3 separate regions of the Homo sapiens genome follow, and all the other regions are linked to region 3. A link is a loop called in an ENCODE intact Hi-C map of the cell type or tissue named here. Cell type or tissue: gastrocnemius medialis. All regions are shown on one strand. Links, peaks and the distances in the headings refer to the core of each region. The heading gives the core; the rest is flanking DNA.

Evidence for each region. Peaks named below come from ENCODE experiments on the same cell type or tissue, not always from the same donor. Only the 100,000 strongest peaks of a DNase experiment are listed, where the experiment ranks them.
Region 1: a loop joins it to region 3, with 8 times the contacts of the local background. A loop is called at or near these places in 2 of 110 quality-filtered maps.
Region 2: it touches region 3 in a loop (5-fold over the local background); 9 of 110 quality-filtered maps call a loop at or near these places.

What each region holds. Positions count from the first base shown.
Region 1 is chr13:44,928,637-44,934,643 of GRCh38, forward strand. No RefSeq gene overlaps it. Among named protein-coding and RNA genes, the nearest start is that of TRE-TTC2-1, 14 kb to the left of the region's middle. In gastrocnemius medialis, for the core only: no CTCF peak of the experiment used is centred there; a DNase peak (open chromatin) is centred at 2,825; H3K27ac peaks cover 3,885 bases.
Region 2 is chr13:44,756,941-44,762,947 of GRCh38, forward strand. No RefSeq gene overlaps it. Among named protein-coding and RNA genes, the nearest start is that of LINC00330, 50 kb to the right of the region's middle. In gastrocnemius medialis, for the core only: no CTCF peak of the experiment used is centred there; DNase peaks (open chromatin) are centred at 2,567, 3,291 and 3,657; H3K4me3 peaks cover 1,684 bases; H3K27ac peaks cover 4,068 bases.
Region 3 is chr13:44,851,766-44,857,772 of GRCh38, forward strand. The region is part of intron 3 of LOC105370187 (a long non-coding RNA gene); the gene reads right to left. Among named protein-coding and RNA genes, the nearest start is that of LINC00330, 45 kb to the left of the region's middle. In gastrocnemius medialis, for the core only: no CTCF peak of the experiment used is centred there; DNase peaks (open chromatin) are centred at 2,116 and 2,936; H3K27ac peaks cover 5,000 bases.

The DNA.
Region 1 (6,007 bases), core at 380-5,379, 77 kb after region 3:
ATAACAGCATCGCAATATGACAATGCTCTTTACCTAGATTCAGATTGGCTCCTGAAACACCTCGGATCATCCATCAGGAAAGCCTGATGTGGCCTGAGCTTTTGTCCAGTACTCAGTACCAGCACTATAATAAGTTCTATTCAATTAAAATAAATATATGGCCGGGCACGGTGGCTCATGTCTGTAATCCCAGCACTTTGGGAGGCCAAGGCAGGCAGATCACCTGAGTTCAGGAATTCAAGACCAGCCTGGCCAACATAGCAAAACCCCATCTCTACTAAAAATACAAAAATTAGCCAGGCATGGTGGCACACACCTGTAATCCCAACTACTGGGGAGGCTGAGGCAGGACTACTGCCTGAACCCAGGAAGTGGAGGTTGCAGTGAGCCGAGATGGTGCCACTGCAGTCCAGCCTGGGTGACAAGAGTGAAACTCTATCTCAAAAAATAAAAAATTTAAAAAAAAAGTAAAGTAAATAAATTTTAAACCCTCCATTATAAAGCTTTCAAATACATATATGGTCAAAATCAGTTCACAGCTATTTTAAAACTGCAACAGTATGTGCACTACCGCTCTTTTTTAAGACATTCACCCAGTTTATCTGGGTTCAAATTCTAGATTCCAAAAGAATGGCCATTATGTGTAAACACCGAATCGGAAGAGTGTAAAACTATCCTGTTTATTTTATAAGTTCTGGCCGGGCACAGTGGCTCACGCTTGTAATCCCAGCACTTTGGGAGGCCAAAGCAGGCAGATCATGAGGTCAGGAGTTCGAGACCAGCTGGCCAACACAGTGAAACCCCGTCTCTACTAAAAATACAAAAATTAGCTGGGTGTGGTGGCAGGCACCTGTAATCCCAGCTACTCGGGAGGCTGAGGCAGGAGAATCGCTTGAATTCGGAAGGTGGAGGTTGCAGTGAGCCCAGATCATGCCACTGCACTCCAGCCTGGGTGACAGAGCTAGACTCCATCTCAAACAAATCAAAAAACAAAGCAAAACAATAAAACAACAAAACAAAAATTTATAAGTTCTGAGTGTTTACTCTCTGTAATTTTGATCTCCTCTGAAATCCTCTGTTGAAGATAGAAACCCATCATCTGCCTGGAACTCAGCCAATGGCCAGAAAGGATACAAATAATAAATACCACTTCTCATTTGCATACTGCTTTATAGTTTACAAATCAGTTCATGTGAAAGTCATGTGGGCCACAAATGGTGGGTGAGGCATAATCAAACATCTGCCAAGTTCTTTCTCTTACAATATGGCAGTCATTAACAGGGTGGGGGACAGACACGGGAATTTGCGCAGTTCTCTGCAAAGCCCATAAAATTGTATGCAATCTTAAAAAGTAGCCAGTGGGGCCATCTTCCCTGCAGCATATGAACATGTTTCTTTCTGCCTCCTTCCAGCATGCTCTACAAAATAGTCCTGGTAATCGCCCATGTTACCAAGTCAGCTGTCCATGGCTGCTCCCTTCCCCGACCTAAAGAAAGATTCAAGTTCAAGTTAATGCTGGAGGACCCCTAGGCAACTGCCCAACTCCCTCCCAGGCCACTCCCTCCTCCCACTTTCTAACCTGTAGTCAAATAGCCTTTTAAAATCCTGTGCTGATTATTTTTTATCCTTTGGGATGCTGGGACTGGGACTCTGCAGCCCAGGCTTATTTTGGCAGCTGGCTGTCTCTGTTTGGCTCTGCCAGGAGGGGTACTAGAGGAAGGGAGCTGTTGGCTTCCTGTTCCTAAGAGTGACCATGATCACACCACCTCATCCCGGCAGCAGCAGTTGCTTCCAGTGTTTCCACCATTTCCAGAAGCAGCCTCACCACCTCCTCCCCATCTCTCTCTGCTCAGAGACACCAGCACCTACTGGCTGGCATCCCCTCCTCAGCATGAGGCATCGGGGCCAGCCAAGCGGGACCTTCCTAGCCCAGAGGGCTGAGTCCTCACCCTGCAGGGCCCTGCTCCAAGCCCCTAAGTTTCAAAAAATATTTTTTCTGACTTTTGTTCACCCAGCCCCAAGGGTGATTGCTGTTTCCTATTCTTCTTTTTTTTTTTATTTTTTGAGACAGAGTCTCACACTGTCACTCTGGCTGAAGTGCAGTGGCATGATCTCGGCTCACTGCAACCTCTGCCTCCCTGGTTCTAGTGATTCTCCTGCCTCAGCCTCCCAGGTAGCTGGGATTACAGGCGTGCCCCACCAGGCCCAGCTAAATTTTGTATTTCTAGTAGAGTCGGGGTTTCACCTTGCTGGCCAGGCTGGTCTCAAACTCCTAGCTCAAGTGATCTGCCTGCCTCCACCCCCCAAAGTGCTGGGATTACAGGTGTGAGCCACCGCACCACACCCAGCCTGTTTCCTATTATTCTTACCTCTGTGATACCTGAGTATCCCCACTTTGCCTTTCTCTTGCCTAATACCTGGCTAACAATCCTTTCTATTAAGTTATCTGTTGAAATTCCTATCGTGGTTTCTGTCTCCTGACTGAACTCAGACCAATACAAGTCCCTTATAGGAACTCTTTCCATCTGCCTTCTTATGAACAATTAAGAACACAGCTGCTGTTGCAATCTCCCAGGAGGTCTTTATCTTTATTAATTCCTGTTCCAGGGGCTGGTCCTCAACTTGTTAGGCTCAGAAATTGGCTGTGTCAGCAAAAAACAAAAGGGAATCTGTCCCTCATGTCACTGTCGTGAGGAGAGAGACATCTGGGCCAGCATGACCACAATTAGCCTGCCACAATTTCATGGATGCTGGGAGGCACAAAACCTCTGAGTCAGAGACAAACGGCTTTCTATTCATGGCCTTAGCAGTAGCCAGAGTCTCAGTATTTGTACTGGTTCCTCAAGCCCCAATTGCCACATGACACCGTGAAGAGGACTAGGTGACATCTGCATATGCAGTGGATCGAGTTGCATAGGGAACCCTGCTCTTAGGAAACGCATATATTTTATAATGGGCAGTAAGCCTGCCTGCCCTGTGCTCCATGGAGAGCCACCGTGTCTCTTTTCCAAGGCTGTGTGCTACACAAACATCCTTGAAAAGATAGTCCAGCACAAAGGAAGCGTGAGGGACCCTTGGAGAACTATCTCCCAACGCTCATCTAGAGCTTGCAAGTCAACATGGACTTCCAGTGAGGGTAATTAGTTGGATGATTCAATTGGTTTCCATAGCAAAGATCTATCTACAGGAACTAGAGTAATTGAGTCTTTGGGCCAGGGTCCCCCTGATCTTTTCTTATTTAGTGCCATTGTGACTCTCTGAATCTAGATTTTTTTTTTTTTATTTACAGCATACCAACTCCCCCCAATTTTTTTTTTTTTTTTTGGAGACAGTCTTGTGCTTTTGCCCAGGCTGGAGTGCAGTGGCGCGATCTTGGCTCACTGTAAACTCTGCCTCCTGGGTTCAAGCGATTCTCCTGGCCTAGCCTCCCCAGGAGCTGGGATTACAAGTGTGCACCACCACACCTGGCTAACTTTTGTATTTTTAGTAGAGACGCGGTTTTACCACGTTGGCCAGGCTAGTCTCAAACTCCTGATCTCAGGTGATCTGCCCACCCCTTGCCTTCCCAAAGTGCTGGGATTACAGGCATGAGCCACCACGCCACAATCCCTTTCTTATTGACATAGATATGGTTTGGACATTTAAGTATTGTTAGTCAAGCCTTGTTCTAGCCAGTAACCAAACTACCCTGTCTCTATAAAGTGAGTGCGTTTTCTGGACATTACCAGTTATGAGATTTAGAGGGCAGTCCTATTTCCAATTCGTTGGAAATCACCTTACTATCTATCCTTTGGCACCACCTATCCCCAATTCCATAAAAAGCCTTAGTTTAAAAATAAAATTGCTTTTGCTGTTTTTCCTTAATATAAAACTTAAAAAATTACTTTTATCTATAGATTGTATCTTTACAACACACATTGTGGTTTTTAGAATCTCAGGGAAAAAATGCTATCTTAAATGTTAGTAGACTAAGATTCTTGACCTCCTAAATCAGTGTCAAATGTGAGATCATAGCTGATGCCTGGCCTATGTAGTCAGCACTCAATAAATAGTAGTCGTACTGTCAGGACTCTGGAAAATAAGAGAAATGAATCTGAGCAAAAAATAGGAAATTATAAGAATAGCAGTATCTTCTAGAAACACGCAGGCAGAAATGCAGCCAAGTTTGGAATACCTACCCTGCCCTTGCCACTCTGTTTGTACAGTGTGACCCCATTCATTGCTGCTCATTCAGCTACTATGTGCCAGGCACAGTGCCTGAGGCCGGAACACAATAGGAACACAAACAGATACGGTTTTTTACATTGTAAAGCACAGAGGTTACAGTCTAGTGGAGAGAGACAAATCAAATTATCACGCAAGGAAATAAAAAACTGCCACTGTGGTAACTGCTGAGATAGGCAAGTACATGGTGCTGAGTGTGTATAAAAGGAGTGACCCACTGAGGGAGGTCAGCAAAGGCTTCCTGAGGAAGCGATGACCAAGCAGAGACTCAAGTTTAAGCAAGCAATAAGACAATAGGGAAACGAGAAGAGCTTTCCAGACTTAGAGAAGAGCAAACGCCTCCTGGCAGGCGGAAGCACACTGAGGAAGCATGGCTGGAGCTCAGGAAGATGAGGAGACCTGCCAGATCACAGTAAAACCAAGGTCACAGAACGAGGGTTTTGCCCACAGCTACACAACTTCTGGGATACTTTCCTTATACTACCACCTTCCTAGTCAACAGACTTCATTTTCTTTCCTCTCCAAACCTTCCCCTGGGACAGAGGTCCATCAGTTAATGCTCATTCCAGGGTAAAAAAGAAATCACGAAGTAGAACATGAAAAGGAAATGCAAAAACTTGAGCCACAAAAACTGGAGACCTCGCTATGGAATTTTTCTTTGTTGAGTGTGCCCAGGAGTCTTGGGGATGGTCTATGTCAGTGGTATTCAAAGTGTGGTCCCAGGACCAGCCACATCAGCATCTCCTAAACACTTATTAGAAAAGCAAATTCAAAGGCCCCACTCAAAACCTATGAATCAGAAATATGGGAGGTGGAGCTCAGCAATCTGAATTTTAACAAGCAAAAAGCCCCACAAAAAGGGTTCCTGTTGCACAGACAATAGTCTAAATCAGTGCTTCCCAAACCTGTCTGATCATCTGAAGCAACTGGGAGCTTGTTAAAATATTCCTGGGCCACACCCCAATACCTACAAAAATTGAAATCTCAGGGCAAGGCTTGGGAATCTATATTGAGATGATCATCCTGGTTTGAGAACCACTGGTCTATATCAAAGTAACACATTGTCTGACACAGTGAGCAATTAATTCCAAGTGTCATTTGTCCTTGCCAAGTAATTAAGGGTAGTAAGTACCTCAGGCTCTGCCAGTCCAACTCAGTACATTATTTGATTTATATCTTCCATCTCCTTAGCTCTTCCCAATTTTAAAACAATATAAGACACTTCCAATTTTGACATTTGTTGAGAAATTTCTCCTTGTCTCTCAGTCTTATATCATCACAGCCACCACAAACTGTATGAGACTTAATAAGTGCTTACCAAATTCAAGCATTATGCTTTTAGCTGCAGTCTAAAAATCTGTTCTGGAAAATATCCCTTTCAAAATATCAAAAAGAAAATCATCCAGCCTTGTAATACAAACAGGCACCCAATTCAGAACTTTTTTCTCTGCCTCTGCGAGGAAATGGATTTTCTACTATCGTGACTCAGTATTTTTTATTTATTTATTTATTTATGAGACAGAGTCTCACTCTGTCGCCCAGGCTGGAGTGCAGTGGTACAATCTCAGCTTACTGCAACCTCCACCTCCTAGGTTCAAGTGATTCTCATGCCTCAGCCTCCGGAGTAGCTGGAATTACAGGTGCCTGCCACCATACCCGGCTAATTTTTGTATTTTTAGTAGAGATAAGGTTTCACCATGTTGGCTATGGCTGGTTTCAAACTCCTGACCTCAAGTGATCTGCCCAGCTTGGCTTCCCAAAGTGCTGGGATTACAGGCGTGAG
Region 2 (6,007 bases), core at 371-5,370, 95 kb before region 3:
TAACTTCTTGTTGCCAATTTGCTCATCTGTAAAATAGGGAAAATAGTACCTATTTCATAAGGATGCTGTGCAGACTAACTGAATAATAGCTGTGCATTCATTTAACAAATCTTTATTTCTTGAGCGCCAAGTTTGTGCCAGGCACTGTTTTCAGCTCTGGGGAAAACAGTAGTAAACAAAACAGGCTGAAGTACCTGCCTTCAGGGAGGCTACATTCTAATCAGAGAGATAGACAATAAACAAGCAAACAAGGACATATAAAATGTCAAATAGTGGTAAGTACTATAGAGAAAAGAAAAGCAGAGTAAAGGAGGTGGGGCCGGGCACAGTGGCTCACGCCTGTAATCCCAGCACTTTGGGAGGCCAAGGAGGGCAGATCACTTGAGGTCAGGAGTTGGAGACCAGCCTGGCCAACATGGTGAAACCCCCTCTCTACTAAAAATACAAAAATTAGCTGGGCGTGGTGGCAGGTGCCTGTAATCCCAGCTACTCAGGAGGCTGAGGCACAAGAATCGCTTGAACCCAAGAGGTGAAGGTTGCAGTGAGCTGAGGTTGCACCACTGCACTCCAGCCTAGGTGACAGAGTGAAACCCTATCAAAAATAAATAAATAAATAAATAAATAAAGGAGCTAGGAGCTGGGGACTGCTGTCTAGCGTACTCAGGGACTATAACCATGAGGGTGACAGTTGATACCTCTGATGTATAAGTAAGCATTTAATAAGTGTTAGTGTTGTCATTATAACTGTTATTAATTAGACCCATACCTACCAAATTTGTTTATCATAAACTCCCAAAAGGAATTAAAGTGTTTTAAATTTCTGCCAGGGTGATTATAATTTATAATCACTATGCAATACAGCCTCCACCATCACTATTTGCTCTGGCAAACCTGTAGGCTGTGCTCTCTCTGCTTCCCACTCTGTTCCCCATCTTCCCCCGGCACCATATCCTTGACATCTCTTGCATAAATAGCATCTTCCCTGATACTCCAGCCTGTGGATGTATCGTACACCATCACAGAGCCTTATAGTTTTTCTTCCTAGCAACAAAGCATTTATCGCCCATGGAATTGCAGTCTTATATATTATTTATTCTTGTTTATTGAAGTCTGTCTCCTCACTAGACCCTACTTTCCATGAGGGTAGGGAGGGTCCCTGTCTTGTTTCTTTCTACACTGCTGTTTCTCCCATATCTGGCATAGGAAATGGATGAATGAGTAGTTAGAGGTCTCCACTCAACTGTGCTATGATTAGGCAAATGGAGTTGGCAGGGCGCATAGCTCTTAGGCATCTGTGTTCTATACCTTTTCTTGTATTTCCTTTCAACATATTTTGAAATTCTCATCATTTTAACTGTAGGTAAAGATCAAAGTTAATCTATAAGGCATACATTCTTTGTATGGCCAGAGTAAAGAACTGAGTAAAGAACAGAGTAAAGAACTAACTGGCCAGAGTAAAGAACCAGGCTTTCTATTTTAGAGAAACAGAAAAAAAAAATCTCCTAAGGGGTAATAGATGTCTCATTTGCATAGCCTGGTGTTTAGATCTCCTTAGTGTATTCTTATTTGTAATCATTCTGAACTAGCCATAAGCATCTTGATGAGACTCACTATCACAAACTCTTAACTCATAGCCTATGGAGAAAAGAGATCATAATATTCAGATTTTAAGTTATTAACCAGAACGTAGCACAGAGATGGGAGGTCAGCACATTGGATGTGTGAGTGGGTGTGTGCACACAAAGGAGAGGGCTCAGGGCAAAGTTAACACTGATTGGAATAGGTCAGATTGAGGAGCAAAACGTGTGTGTTTTGATTTTTCTCTAGAAAGCAGGGTTGCTAGGGAACAATAATAGCCATATCATTACCTCCTAGGATATCACAACATATACATCACAGAAGTGATACAGACAAGAAAGCCAAACACAGAACAGAGCAGAGGCAGAGGCAGAGAACGATTTTCAGATTTCAGATTTTCTGGCTCACCCTGTGTGGCGGTGGGATGATTCAGCAGGGCCAGGAAATGAGCACAACACAGCATAGTTAAGGCCTGTCTGTCTGGTTTATAGATTCTCCACCCCCTTTGCCTTTATGTTCCCCTCTGCCTACATCTCCTCAACCCAAGCCTTGCTCATTCTCCACCAGTGAGTACGCAGCAAGTAAAAGTAAACTAATATTCACTGGCCAACTGTGACTCCGCATGAGAGATGGAATATCGTTAGCTTAGCCGTTGGCTTATTTATTTAGATACAGGTTTCACTGTTCCCAGCTATTTCTGCTTTACTCCTGGTCCCACCCTCTAATACAATAGATCAGCAAGAACAAACTGCCCAAAGCTTTCTGTGTTTCTCGCTGCTGTTCAGGGCCCTGTAAGGGAGAAGGGGCGTGCCGCTTAGGGAAGACAAGCAGGGATCTGCATTAAGCCCAGTTCGTGCTACATCAGAAGAATGAATTTCAAGGGTGGACAGGTGACAGGGAGGGTAGGTAAAATAGCCAGGGCTCGGGAATGGAGTCACCCTGAGAAATTAACTGGAGTGAATACCACTGGCACTAGCAGAAGTGAAAGACAAGGCCCAGGTGCAGGTTGACACTGGGAGGAGAATGGAGTGCTAATGGTTTAGTCATGGTTTCTTTATGGAAGGCAAAGGAGAATCAGAGAGCAAGCTGCCAAATTAAAAGTAAAAGCCCACTGGAGAAGGGCTGACTGGGAAACTATGGGGTAAAAGGCTGGGAGTGGGATCGGGGAAGTGGAAGAGGGATAGGGAGGAAGGAGGAATCAAGTCATTGGCTGTCTTACTGGAGTAAGATGAGATGTCTGTCTCTCCCATGCTGTAGGAGGCCCAGCCATGACATGAGTGATTTCACACCCTGTAAAGGAGCATTTAAAAAGAAGCCAGGCAGGTTTTGAAATATGAGGCCATGGTGTGGCTGATTATATATCTTTGGCTGTTTTGTTTTTTTTTTCCCTAAGGCAATTACATTAAGTGCTTAACATCAATCCAGAAAGGAAAAAATGAGGGCACCATGGTTTTGGTGAGAGGATTTGGTGGGGGGCAGAGGGGGAAGGCTAAACTGTCTCCCTTCCAAATACAAACACTGCACATACAGAAAATAAGCCGTGTAGATCCTGAGTTCTGACTACAGTGGCGAAGGAACACACAGGGGCCTAAGAGAATGAGGTAATATTAGTTATGTCAACAGTTGCATGTTACAAATGCTGAAGGGGAGTGAAACTTGCCAAGTGTTAATGGAACTGCTGGAAAGAAAGACTACTGGGCACCTGCCACCAGCCGCCTGACCTGGCCAACCCCACCTGATCTGGGGCCCACAGCAAGCTGTCTTTCTTGTTTCTTCTTTCCCGTTGGGTCAAAAATAAAGGTTGTTCTCAGTATTTTTTAGAACCTGGCCTGATTGCAGGGCAATCAACCAATGTCTGAGGGAATGCTGGGCATCAGATGCTGGGGAAAATGTGCCACTTCCAGGTATAAATGCCCCAAGAGCTTCCAGAGTTCTCACTCCAGTTGTTCCTTGGGGTGGTGTCATCCCCCAACAGAAGGGTCAGCCTTGGAGGGTCAACAGAGCAACCACAGAAACAAGAGTTGCTGAAACACTTTGTGGAACCCTGTGCAAAGAACCAGTGGTGAAAGTAATACACAGGCAAGTACCCAAAACGACCAGGGCTATGAGCTCACCTGGAAGCAAGAGACATTGCCTAACCCATAAGAGTACCACAGTGCATACTTGTAAGACTGATGGAGTCATTCTGGCCTTCAGGAAACATCAAATAATGGAGGTGACAAGGAGAGTAGGAAATGGCCCAAAAAAACCCATACAGAAAAATACATTCATTTTAAAAGGACCTAATGAAGGAGCTTAGTTAAACAGAATAATTCCTTTGTAGTTTTCAATTTTCAATAAACATTTTCCTTTTCAATAAACATTTTCTTTCTTTCTTTTTTTTTCTTTTCTTTTCTTTATTTATTTATTTTTTTTTTTTGTGAGACAGTCTCACTCTGTCACCCAGGCTGGAATGCAGTGGCCCAGTCTCGGCTCACTGCAACCTCCGCCTCCCGGGTTCAAGCAATTCTCCTGCCTTGGCCTCCCAAGTAGTTGGGACTACAGGGGTGTGCCACCACACTCGACTAATTTCTGTATTTTTAGTAGAGACCAGGTTTCACCATGTTGGCCAGGCTGGTCTTGAACTCCTGACCTCAAGTGATCTGCCTGCCTCAGCCTCCCAAAGTGCTAAGATTACAGGCATGAGCCACTGAGTCTAGCTAACATTTTCAAAAATAGAGAAAAGTAGAGAGAAGAGTAGAATGAGCCCCCAGGTACCCGTCACCCCACTCCAACAAACATCAACATTTGCCCTTCTTATTTTATCTGGTCCTACCCCTCTTTTTCCCTGGAATATTTCAAAGAAAAATCCCAGACATTTTACCATTTCACTCATAAATATTTCAGAATGTATTTACGAAAGTTTGCTTCATTTGTATTTTTGACAGAAATTTCCATCTGGAAGATAGAGAACTTAAAGGGAATGTTACAAGGGGATAATGGTCTCAGGGAAGCAATAACTGAGAATTTTTGGCTTTCCTTCCTGCCTACCTGCTCTATGCTGCAGCATCACCCAAAGTCGCGGGTACGCATATTGTACTAAACACTTTTTTGTGTGGCTTCCCCAGAGCCCAGTGATTTCTGTTCCTTGGAAACTGATTAGTAGTAACGTCTCCTCGCTGTGATCCTGCCCTGTGGCCTTGAGGGAGTTCTTCCAAAGGTAGAGACTTTGGGTCAAGATGGGCCAATGGCATTCTTTCTCTCTGCTGGGATTTGAACGTGAGAGCAGAACATGTCAGGAAAAACTCTAGATGAAAGAGAAGGTCTCCTTACTTCTGCTGCTGAGAGCCTGGAAACTGCTCTACCCAAACCCAGGGAATATAAGTTATCGGCTTTCCCAAAGCTTGGGGTGGAATGACATTTGCTTAAATTCCATGACACACTGTCTTAGTTCATTTGGGTTGCTACAAAATAATACCTTAGCCTGGATAATTTATAAAGAAAGGAAGTTTATTTGGTTCACAGTTCTACAGGCTTATAAGAAGCATGGTGCCAGCATCCACTTTTGGTGACCTCAGGAAGCTTACAGTCATGAAGGTAGGTGAAAAGGGAGCAGACGTTTCACATGGCGGGAAAGAAACAAAGAGGGAATGGGTGCCATACTCATTTAAACAACCAACTCTTTTTTTTTGAGACAGAGTCTCACTCTGTTGCCCAGGATGGAGTGCAGTGGCACAATCTCAGCTCACTGCAACCTCCGTCTCCTGAGTTCAAGTGATTCTCCTGCCTCAGCCTCCCAAGTAGCTGGGACTGCAGGGATGTGCCACCACGCCCGGCTAATTTTTTTATTTTTAGTAGAGACAGGGTTTTGCCATGTGAGTGAGGCTGGTCTTGGACTCTTGACCTCAGGTGATCCACCCGCCTCGGCCTCCCAAAGTGCTGAGATTATAGGTGTGAGCTACCATGCCTGGCCTTAAACACACTCTTACAGGAACCAGTGGTGCTAGAACTCATTCATTACAGCAAGGACAGCACCAAGCCATTCATGAGGGATCCACCCCCATGACCCAAACACCTCCCACCAGGCCTCACCTCCAACATTGGTGACCAAATTTCAACATGAGACTTGGAGGGGCAAATATCCATCCAAAGTATATCAGCTACTCTATGATCTTTCAGATAAACTCCCTCTCTATGCATTAGCTAGCCAGAACTGACTTTTACTCTTTGGCCAAAAGAACTTTAACAACTACACATCTCTCTAGAAGGAACCCATGGCCTAGAGCATCAAGCAAGGACAACACTAATATAGAGATGAAAATGTTATGAAAACCTTCTGTGTTATGTTCACTGCCCTCTCCCTAACACCTAGCACAGTGCTGAACATAGAATGGACATTCATTACCTATTTATTGGATAAATTGACTACTTATCTTCCCAGTAGAGAGGA
Region 3 (6,007 bases), core at 298-5,297:
CATCACCCAATAAAGCTTGTGTGTGACTGCCTCTTGTGGTCCCCTCTTTCCTTGATCAGCCCCCAAGTCCCTCAGACCTACAGAAGATACAAATGTGCAGAAGTGATAAACATGGACTAGGCAGGGCACGGTGGCTCACACCTGTAATTCCAGCACTTTAGGAGGCCAAGATGGGCAGATTGCTTGAGCTCATGAGTTCAAGACCAGGAAGGGGAACATGGTGAAACCTTGTGTCTACAAAAAAATTTAAAAATTAGCCAGGTATGGTGATGTGTGCCTGTAGTCCCACCTACTTGGGAGGTTGAGGCGGGAGGATGGCTTGAGTCCGGGAGGTCGAGGTTGCAGTGAGCCGAAATCATGCCACTGCACTCCAGCCTGGGTGATAGAGCAAGGCCTTGTGTCAAAAAACATTAATTAATTAATTAAATTAAAAAACATGGACTATATTCAAGGTCCCAGCATGAGCAGATGTGGGGAGCAAATGCCACAGAGATGTTTGGTGCCACCACTAAGACTAAGAACCAGGGCAAAACGAACCCCAAATGCTAGTTTCCTGACTCCCTGCAGGTCTTCTTACTACCGTGCGACAAGAGAAACTGATAGGTCTTAGTCTTGGCCATATGTAGATAAGGCCTGGTAACTTGGCCTGATCAAATTTTACACCTCTCTTATGCCATTCCCAGGTGTCAAAGAAGAGATTAAGAAGACATCCATATCACGAATTGGCCCCTGTGGCCACAAAGCATAGATGCATTCCCTTGGTGTGCATCTGGAGCACCAAAATGAAACTGAGACTCCAGGACAACGCAGAATTCACACAGCATGTGGCTGTCATTCAAAGGCAAAACTGCTTTAGAAAACTAGGGAAGGAATTCCAGCTTTAAACGGAATGCTTTACTCTTTTGGAAAGCTCCAAAATGAAAATTCCGCCCCTCAAAATGTAAATGCATGCACTTTTACAAATAGTATAATCATGCAAAACTACTCAGCTGCTTCAGATGTTTTTGGCAAGCTGGAGTACAAGTTGACAGGTAACTAGTTAGAATTATTCTCACTTCCTTTTGCCATGGGAGTGGGGAGAGGCCATTTTATGAATTTTTAAATGACAAGTTTGATGAAATCATAGAATAAACTATTTCAAGTATATTTTCCTGGTTTTGGCTACTAAATAATTGCACCAACATTTAAAAAAAGCTAAGCTGTAAATTCAACTGAATTTCACTTGGCTTGGAATCGCCACATTTTGAGATAATTTAACACATTCATCCTTTGTACTAAGAATGATAACTAATAATGGTGGTTGCCACCGGTTGATCAAATCTAAGGTTTTAAATATATTTACACATATCATATTCATGACAAATCCAACAAGATAGACAGTATCATTATTTTATTCCCATTGTAGAGATGTGGAAACTGAGGATGCTTAAGTAACTTGCTTAAGATCAGGCAGTTTCTCAGTCAATTCATTTTGGCTCTAGAACCACCTGCCCAATACAGTAGCCACTAGCCACATACAGCTATGAAGCTCTTGAAATGTGCCTAGTCTGAATTGAGATGTGTGGTAAGTATATATTTTGATTACTTGTATAAAGAAAAGAATGTAAAATATCTCACTAATAATTTTTAAAATATTGATTCCATGTTAACATACAAAAATAAAAATGGGCTGTTAAAATTAATAAATAAAATATGTATGCTATTACAATTAATTTCACCTACTTGTTTTGACTTTTTAAATGTGGCTATTAGGAAAGTTAACACTCCTGTGCTTGGGCCTCACATTATACCCCTATTGGACCACACCGTTCTACAGCCCCAACTCTACCATTTTTTACCCTCCAAAGGAAAGAGTTTATACTATTTACATTTACAAGAAAGTGTGATCTTCTTTCATTGCAAGATTTATGTATTGTCTGTATGTGGAGAAATTGAGGCATAAAATAGTTAAGATCTAAAGTTAAATATTAATCCTAAAACAAACTTCAAAGCCTGCTGAGAACAAAAGATTGCATCCTCTACTCAGCTTGACTTGTTTGACCTGCTTTCCAACCTGGACTGAAGCCATGGAGTTCAAGAAGTTTAGCAACTGTCTGAGGTTTAATGCCTAATCGAAAGCCAAACATAGCCGTTGCTTGTGTTTTTGCTCTTGTTTTATGCCCACTTATGCTATGCTCAGAGAGAAAAACACAGCAGGGTTGGGAGGACACCAGCTCGTGTGGCTTTTTTCCAGGGGTCATGTGTTGGGTTATATAGGATTCTCTAATTATTTAATGATAATCATTGGGTTTCCATTATCAAGGAAAATATATAAAACACATGCTGATGGGCAGATTCATTGAATGGCATAAGGACCCCTCAAGAAAGCTCAAGCTATTTATGAACCCTACTCATGACTCGGATACTGCATTAGTTCAGAGTGGAGGCTGGATTTTCACTTATTCCTCTGAAAGTCCCTAAGCAGAAAATATTTCCTGAAATATGAGCAACTCCTCAGGTGCCATCTAATAGAACAGGACTTGGCAATTAAAACCAAAGACATTCTTGTATTTTCTGCTGAGCTCCTGGTCCACCCCAGCCCCATCCAACTCTGAATATTTGACATCTGTGCTTATTTACTTAGTTCCCTGGAGTACCGGCAGCTTTTCTCTGTCACTGTGTTCACCTGTGAGAGGTCTATTTAAAGCGCCTTCATAATGTTCTGAACATTTACATTTGAGCCAAGCCCTCAGCTCGACCTTTCAACATTCTCCCTCTCTTATTTTTTCTCAACACCTCTCTCCCACTGCAGTCCTCTCCTTTTTTCTCCCTTGCAAACCTGTGAAGGGAGAGGCTGTGACACTGAAAACCTTCCTGGGGAGGTGGTAGGACTGGCCCTCCGCCCTGCAGCCCCTCCTTAATGAGGATTAAGTGTTCCTCCCTCACGTCCCAACACTGGGCAGCTGTCCCCAAGCCATTTAGGACCAGCCAATGACATGCCAGAGAGCTACACTGGAGAGAACAGAAGCCGCGTGCCTTTTTATTCATAGGACAGTGTGTGCTCATATAACCTTTCTCTGTATATAGACAGACCCAGCTATTAGCTTTCACAGTTCCTCCTTGTTTAACCTTATCTTTCTTGACTCATTGTATATTTGATGTTCCTAATGGACAGTATTCCATGTGGCACGGTGGAAGGCTACTGAAAGCCTGGAGGCACACATTCTAACTGCTGTTCTGCTGCTAACTTGCTGTGTGATCTTGGAGATGTCATCAAACTCTCTGGGCCTGTTTCCTCAATGAAATAGAAAGTTGGATTGAATGATACCTAGAAGTCCTTGCTGTTTTACAATTCTATGATCCATGAACTTCTCAGATCCTCTCTAGTAATTAGTATTCACTTCTCATAATATGTTTTTCCTGTGGCTGACTCCATGGATTTCCTTCTCTTTGGAGATTAGGGGCTGCCCAGTGATAAGCACACTGACCAGGTCCCCTCACAAGGTGATTAACATGACTGCATCCCAGGCTCCAGGACAAGGCCCAGGCGATACGCAGCTGCACACGAGTTAAATAGAAACATTTTTAAAAACACTTCAAGGGGAGGAAATTGATTTACTGAAGAGTAGTTTGTAGGAAACAGAATGTGGATAAGGCCCACATTAATTCATTGAAGAATCTCATGAAGTTTTTTTTTTGTTTGTTTTTTGTTTTTTTTTGAGACGGAGTTTCGCTCCTGTTGTCCAGGCTGGAGTACAATGGTGCTATCTCAGCTCACTGCAACCTCCGCCTCCCAGGTTCAAGCGATTCTCCTGCCTAAGCCTCCCAAGTAGCTGGGATTACAGGCACCTACCACCACACCTGGCTAACTTTTGTATTTTTAGTAGAGACGAGGTTTCACCACGTTGGCCAGGCTGGTCTTGAACTCCTGACCTCAGGTGATCTGCCCGCCATGGCCTTCCAAAGTGCTGGGATTACAGGCATGAGCCACCGTGCCCAGCCAGAATCTCATGAAGTTTTTATGGTTTGCTTTGTTTCTTTGTTTTCTAGAGTCTTGGCTGAAAAGAGGAAGCCCACCTTCTACCCCACGGGGTACTTCCAGAAGTACTGTGCGATCATCACAGCATGTCTCCCTGCTTCTGGTTCTCCCCACTCCGTCCCATTTTGCACACTGAGGCCAGATAAACATCACTAAAGCTGCTCCTATCACTGTGCCCCCTGCCTAAGAGCCTCCCAGCCCCTCTGGGCCACCTGGACTAAGCACAGCCCGCTTGGCCTGGCTGGTCAAGGCTCCCATGTTAAGCCCTCCATTGTCCTGACCAGCCCTTCTCACAGCTGCTCCCTGAACACAATGCCCAGGGCTCTCCCGCACACCCAACCCACTTGGCATTACCCTACACAATGTCATTGTGCAGTCTCCTCTCTCAGGAGGGCCCTCTACCCTTTCCAGCTGCTCAGTCCAATCGGTTCTGTAACATTCATGTCAAAACATTAACTTCATGATACACTTTCTCTTTCCTTCAAAACCCCTAAACCAGTGCTGTTCAATAAAAAATAGATGCAAGTCACAAATGGAACTTAAAATTCTCCAGTTGTCCTATTAAAAAAAGGAGGAAAGTGATGAAATCAGTTTCTGTAATATTATTCTATTTCACCCAAAATAGTTAAAATTCTTTTATCTTGACATGTAACAAACATAAAAACTAACAATGCTTTATTTTACATTCTTTTTTTTTTTTGTACCTAATTTTCAAAATTCATTTGTGTTTTCAACTTATAGCACATCTCACTTAGAATGCTAAATTGTTTTTTGGTTTGGGGGATTTTTTCAAGACAGAGTCTCCCTCTGTCACCCACACTGGAGTGCAGTGGTGTGATCATAGCTCACTGTAACCTTGAACTCCTGGGCTCAAGCAATCCTCCTCCTTCAACCTCCCGACTACCTGAGACTACAGGTGCATGCCACCACACCTGGCTAATTTTTTATTTTTTGTAGAATCGGGGTCTCCCTATGTTGGCCAGGCGGGTCTCAAACTCCTGGACTCAAGAGAAGTTCCTGCCTGAGCTTCCCAGTCTTGGGATTGCAGGTGTGAGCCACTGCACCCGGCAGGATGCTAAGTTTTTATAGGAAGTACTTGATGTGTATGTCAATCTCATAAAATTTACAATTAAAAAAGTAGTTTCGAGTGCCCAAGTTTGTTCCAAATATACTAAAAAGTCTGCCAATCACTGAGTCAAGTATTCATTTCTAAATTCAAACCTAAATGAATTAAAATAAGATAATATTAAAATTCCAGCTCCTTAGTTCTCTAGCCATATTTCCAGTGTTCTGTAGCCACATGTGGCCAGGGGGACAGTACTGGACAGCATAGCCACGAGCCTGTATGCCTCGGAGAGGTGTCTATCACATTTGGTCTTGTTCAAGGTTTCGTTTTTGTGTAACCTCAGCTAGATCACCTAACTCCCAGAAGGCAGAACTGTCTCATCCTGTCTCACCCCTCTATCCCCACTGTCCCGCCAGCCCCAAGCCTGACACACACCAGGCTCTGAGTCAATACTTTATGAATAATAGGAAGAATTAGCAGATGAGTAAATGATCTCATTCTTCCTATCAGGTTATTAATTATTTGAGCACATATTTTATTCTTCTCAGCAGTTTCTATTGTGCTAACACAGGGCCATGCCCATAATAGACAGTCAACAAGCATTTCTTCCTCGCTTAGATGAATTTAGGATGCAATGGCCATGTAGGTTTCACTCTTCACATTATTTTGTACTCAAGCACACAAGAAGCACCTGTGTCTCATACATCAAAAAGAGCTTTTAAGGCTTCACTTTTTAAAATTCATTTTAGTGTTAAAATCAATGGATTTAACCACCAGATGTGTTAGGATCATACTGTAAAGTTAGCATAGAAATACCTTCCTTCTTGAGCAGTGATCTCAGCGGGAAGTTCTGACAGATTCTCTCTTTCCCTCCTTCCTTCCCTCCTACATTCATTATTCACCAAATCAAACACTTGACTTCT